Regions from separate parts of the Homo sapiens genome. Here region 1 is linked to region 2. A link is an interaction called in ENCODE POLR2A ChIA-PET data of the cell type or tissue named here. Cell type or tissue: K562. All regions are shown on one strand. Links, peaks and the distances in the headings refer to the core of each region. The heading gives the core; the rest is flanking DNA. Region 1 overlaps MRPS7 (mitochondrial ribosomal protein S7). Region 2 has its middle 2.9 kb from the start of JPT1.

What was found. ChIA-PET counts read pairs that join two places held together with the same protein. Peaks named below come from ENCODE experiments on the same cell type or tissue, not always from the same donor. Only the 100,000 strongest peaks of a DNase experiment are listed, where the experiment ranks them.
Region 1: POLR2A ChIA-PET joins it to region 2 with 23 read pairs; 9 of 35 experiments call an interaction of 5 or more read pairs at or near these places.

Annotation. Positions count from the first base shown.
Region 1 is chr17:75,263,336-75,266,215 of GRCh38, reverse strand. MRPS7 (mitochondrial ribosomal protein S7) reads right to left here. Exons shown (of 5, transcript NM_015971.4): 4 at 2,709-2,876; 5 at 1-514. The coding sequence ends at 293. Among named protein-coding and RNA genes, the nearest start is that of MRPS7, 2.9 kb to the right of the region's middle. In K562, for the core only: no CTCF peak of the experiment used is centred there; no DNase peak of the experiment used is centred there.
Region 2 is chr17:75,155,912-75,158,821 of GRCh38, reverse strand. No RefSeq gene overlaps it. Among named protein-coding and RNA genes, the nearest start is that of JPT1, 2.9 kb to the right of the region's middle. In K562, for the core only: no CTCF peak of the experiment used is centred there; no DNase peak of the experiment used is centred there.

The DNA of each region.
Region 1 (2,880 bases), core at 1-2,500, 110 kb before region 2:
TATATCCAAAGGTCCGCCCCAACCTAAGGGAAGAGAAAACAGCCCTGAGTTTCCTGGAGGAAATTCCCAAGTCAATGTGCTCCCTCTTTACAAGGAAATAGGGGCAGAGAGAGCAAGTTCCAGCCTCAAAGAAAGAAGGATTAACGGATAGTGAATATGCTGCTACATCTTTCTTACGAGGCCTGCCCACCCTTACAAAGGAACTACATCCTTAACCCACAGGTAGTTTTCAGCGTGGCAGTAGCTCACACTGTTTCTTGCGGCAGAGGGCCCTGGGCTCCTCCTGGAGACTCTACCACCAGCGGTAGTGGGCCAGGGCACGGTTGGCCTCTGCCATCTTGTGCAAGTCATGCTTCCTCTTGATCACGGGGCCCTGGTTATGGAAAGCCTCCAGCAGCTTGTGTGACAGCTTCTCCGGCATCAGTGTCCGCTGGTGCTTTTTATCCCGGCACTCAGTGATCATCCACTTCATGGCTAGGAAGCGGCGACGCCGGTCGGGTAGGGGTACAGGGACCTGGGTGAGACAGGACATAGGCAAGTTGGTCCAAGAGTCTGCCAGGGTTTGGGGCCTCCTGCCTCCCTGAATTCTAAGGAGTAGCCACATGTTCCCTCTGGACCAGCCCTGGTCAGGCCTGGGGAGAAGGGCCTGTCTTTTCTTCGAGCTTCCCTCACCTTCAGGTGACCCCAGTGTAGCAGACATAAGAGGCGTTCATTCAGCAAATACTAATTAAGCACTGGCCTCTCCCGGCACTGTGGTTCACACCTGTAATCCCAGCACTTTGGGAGGCTGAGGCAGGAGGATCGCTTGAGCCCAGGAGTTCAAGACCAGCCTCGTCAATATAACAAGACCCTGTCTCCATATATTAAAAAAAAAAGAAGGCCAGGCACGATGGTTCACGCCTGTAATTCCAGCACTTTGGGAGGCTGAGGCAGGTGGATTACCTGAGGTCAGGATTTCGACACCAGCCTGGCCAATGTGGTGAAACCTCGTCTCTACTAAAATGCAAAAATTAGCTGGGCGTGGTGGCAGGCGCCTGTAATCCCAGCTACTTGGGAGGCTGAGGTAGAAATGCTTGAACCCAGGAGACGGAGGTTGCAGTGAGCCAAGAATGCACCACTGCACTCCAGCCTGGGCAACAGAGCGAGACTTCGTCTCAAAAAAAAAGAAAAAGAAAAAGAAGAAAAGCACTGGCCATTTTCCCTCCTAAATGGTAGTCCTACCAAGTTGTTATAAGAACCAAATAGGAAAAGCCCCATTAGCTGGGGTGACTAATCCACCTCAGACCATAGGTACCTAAAAACAAGACCCCTTCAGTCTTCAGACACAGCAAAACCCTGTCTCTACTAAAAATACAAAAAAATTAGCTGGGCATGGTGGCGGCCACCTGTAATCCCAGCTACTTGGGGTGGGCAGGGACTGAGACAGGAGAATCTCTTGAACCCGGGAGGCGGAGGCTGCAGTGAGCCGAGAGCTGAGATTACAGCACTGCACTCCAGTCTGGGCAACAAAAGCGAAACTCCATCTCAAAAAAAAAAAAAAAAGTTAAAAACAAAAAGACCCTATACAAACAGTTAAAGAAAACCAAAAACAAGACCCCGTGTCCAAAAATCATTTGTCAGGCCCTCACTATGCGTCAGTACCATGCCAGACACGAGAGTGCAGACAATAATGAAGTCCCTACCCCATGGAGTTGATATTGAAAAAGGAGAACACAAGAAAACTCAGGACAATAAAATATAATTAAATGCTATGAAAGAGATACCTAGTACTGTTCAGCAAACACTGATGAAGCATCAGTTATCGGTCAAGCACTATGCCAAACACTGGCATACAAAGACAGGATATGAATAGTCCCTCGCCATGAGAATTTTACAGGTTAGGACACACAGGATGCTTGACAGAAGAAGGCGAAGGGAGGTGGGCTCCCAGATGTCACTTAGATACTTCTTCACTCTCTTCCACCTTCTGCCTATAATTTTTACGCTACAGGACTCAGATGAGTGGACCGTAACAGTCTCAATTCTTTTTTTTTTTTTTTTTTTGAGATGGCGTCTTGCTCTGTTGCCAGGCTGGAGTGCGGTGGTGTGCTCTCGGCTCACTGCAACCTCTGCATCCTGGGTTCAAGCGATTCTCCTGCTTCAGCCTCCCAAGTAGCTGGGACTACTGGTATGTGCCACCACACCTGGCTAATTTTGTATTGTTAGTAGAAACAGGGTTTCTCCTTGTTGATCTCGAACTCCCCACCTCAGGTAATCCATCCACCTCGGCCTCCCAAAGTGCTGGGATTACAGGTGTGAGCCACCGTGCCCAGCCGTTTTTTTTTTTTTTTTTTCTGAGACAAGGTTTCTCTCTCTTGCCCAGGCTGGAATGCAGGGGCGTAATCATAACTCACTGCAGCCTTGACCTCCTGGACTCAAGTGATCCTCCTACCTCAGCCTCCTGAGTAGTTGGGAGCACAGATGCACACCACCACACCTGGCTAATTTTTTTGTTTTTTTTGTAGAGACGGGATCTCCCTATGTTGCCCTGCTGTCTCTTAACTCCTGAGCTCAAGCTATCCTGCATTAGGCTCCCAAAGTGCTGAGATTACAGGTGCAATCCCACTGCACCAGCTAGAAAGCTATCAATCTTGACCCAACTCCCAAGCACCACCTATCTTGTTTCACATGTGGAGGGCCCTGCTTTCTTGCCCTGGCCATTCATTCACCTGGTAGAAACGGCCTCCCTTGAGGATGGGTACCAGCCCAATCATAGGCTCACAGTTTTTCAGTGCTTGATGGAAGATGGTGTAGGGGTTGCGTTCGATGGTTGCCTGTTCCTCTGCAGAAGCGGCATGGTACTTCTCAAACTGCTTCCTTTTCACAGCTTCCAGAGTCTGC
Region 2 (2,910 bases), core at 291-2,790:
ACCCGCCTCGGCCTCCCAAAGTGCTTGGATTACAGGCGTGAGCCACCTTGCCTGGCCAGCATGTACATTCTTATATTTATCTCATTCCAGCCCTCACAACTCAGAACAGGTGTCAGAGACGTTTGAACCAGAGCAACTCCATCTTGAATAAGTTCTGGGTAAAATAAGGCCGAGACCTAATGGGCTGCATTCCCAGACGATTACGCATTCTAAGTCACAGGATGAGATAGGAAGTCAGCACAAGATACAGGTCATAAAGACCTTGCTGATAAAAGAGTTTTCAGTAAAGAAGTTGGCCAAAACTCACCAATACCAAGATGGCAATGAGAGTCATCCTAAAAATTAGCCGGGCGTGGTTGCGGGTGCCTGTAGTCCCAGCTACTCGGGAGGCTGAGGCAGGAGAATGGCGTGAACCTGGGAGGCACAGCTTGCAGTGAGCTGAGATTGTGCCACTGCACTCCATCCTGGGCAACAGAGCAAGACTCTCTTTCAAAAAAAAAAAAAAAAAAAAAAACCATAAAAATGGACAACCAGCAGCCTTCCTGGCTGCTCTACCTGTGGAGTAACTATTCTTTTGTTTCTTTACTTTCTGCTCTGTCACCCAGGCTAGAGTGCAGTGGCGAAATCTTGGCTCACTGCCAGCTCCGCCTCCCGGGGTCATGCCATTCTCCTGCCTCAGCCTCCCGAGTAGCTGGGACTACAGGCGCCCACCACCACGCCCGACTGATTTTTTGTATTTTTAGTAGAGATGGAGTTTCACCATGTTAGCCAGGATGGTCTCGATCTCCTGACCTCGTGATCCACCCACCTCGGCCTCCCAAAGCGCTGGGATTACAGGCCGGAGCCACCGCGCCCAGCGTGTTTTTTACTTTCTTAATAAACTTGCTTTCACTTTATGGACTTGCTCTGAACTCTTCTTCATAATATCCAAGAAACCTCTCTTGGGGTCTGGACTGGGACACCTTTCCAGTAACACAAGTGCTATTAATCCCTTTTTTGTTTTTTTGAGAAGCAGTTTCACTCGTTTTGTCCAGGCTGGAGTGCAATGGCGCGATCTTGGTTTACTGCAACCTCTGCCTTCTGGGTTCAAGCGATTCTCCTGCCTCAGCCTTGTGAGTAGCTGGGTTACAGGCGTATCACCACGCCCAGCTAATTTTTATATTTTTGGTAGAGATGGGGTTTCCCCATGTTAGTGAGGCTGGTGTCAAACTCCTGACCTTCTGATCCGCCCACCTCTGCCTCCCAAAGTGCTGGGATTACAGGCGTGAGCCACCGTGCCAGCCTGCAATCCCATTTTATAGATAAGAAAATTGAGGCTCAAGGGCATAAATGATGTACCAGTGTCTTATATTGGGAAAAGGCAAAACCAGAACTTAGGTCTTTTGACTTCTAGTCTATTGTAGCATTGCCTCACCAAGCTATCTTCTATTAGACTGCAAGGAAATAAGTACAACCTGAAAATGTAAGCCAAAAGACCATGCGAGTCAAGTCCAAACCCCTCATTTAACATACAAGTATGTGATTGCTTTCTAAATAAGTCTGATAATAAAATGGACTATCACTTTGATGACTTGTATATTGAGCCAAGCCGTTTACATCCATGAGGTCACTTAGTCCCCAAAACTCCACAGACCCCCAGGTACTATTGTGTGTTTATTTCAGAAAGGTGAAAACTAGTGCTTAGAAAAGGTAAGGGTCGAGATTCCAATCCAAATTTATCCCATGAGAGTCTGAGCTAGCAACCACTATACTCCACTACCTCCTAGTTGATAATTATATGGTTTCTGAGGAGGGCGTGCTCACTGGCTAGATTGGTCTGATTTTTTTTTCTTTTAAGATTTTGGAAATATAGGCTCAGCCTTTAAGAGTGGGAAGATTGGGCCGGGCGCAGTGGCTCACGCCTGTAATCCTAGCACTTTGGGAGGCCGAGGTGGGCGGATCACGAGGTCAGGAGATCGAGACCATCCTGGCTAACATGGTGAAACCCCGTCTCTACTAAAAAAAATACAAAAAAATTAGCCGGGCGTGGTGGCAGGCGCCTGTAGTCCCAGCTACTCAGGAGGCTGAGGCATGGGAATGGCATGAACGTGGGAGGTGGAGCTTGCAGTGAGCCGAGATTGTGCCACTGCACTCCAGCCTGGGCGACAGAGCGAGACTCTATCTCAAAAAAAAAAAAAAAAAAAAAAAAAAAGAATGGGAAGATTGGCCAGGTGCGGTGGCTCATGCTGTAATCCCAGCACTTTGGTAGGCCGAGGTGGGCGGATCACGAGGTCAGGAGATCTAGACCATCCTGGCTAACACGGTGAAACCCCATCTCTACTAAAAATACAAAAATTAGCCAGGCATGGTGGTGGGCGCCTGTAGTCCCAGCTACTTGGGAGGCTGAGGCAGGAGAATGGCGTGAACCCGGGAGGCGGAGCTTGCAGTGAACCGAGATTATGCCACCGCACTCCAGCCTGGGCGACAGAGCGAGACTCTGTCTCAAAAAAACGAAAACAACAACAACAAAAAAAGAAAGAATGGGAAGATTGGCTGGGCGTGCGGTGGTTCACACCTGTAATCCCAGCACTTTGGGAAGCCAAGGTGGGTGGATCACGAGGTCAGGAGATTGAGACCATGCTGGCTAACATGGTGAAACTCCATCTCTACTAATAAACTACAAAAAATTAGCCGGGCATGATGGCACGCACCTGTAGTCCTAGCTACTCGGGAGGCTGAGGCAGGAGAATCGCTTGAACCCGGGAGGTGGAGGCTGCAAGTGAGCAGAGATCGCGCCACCACTGCACTCCAGCCTGGGCGACAGAGCAAGACTCTGTCTCAAAAAAAAAAAAAAAAAGCTAAGATTTTGGCTAGATGCGGTGGCTTACACCTGTAATCCCAGCACTTTGGGAGGCCAAGGAGCATGGATCA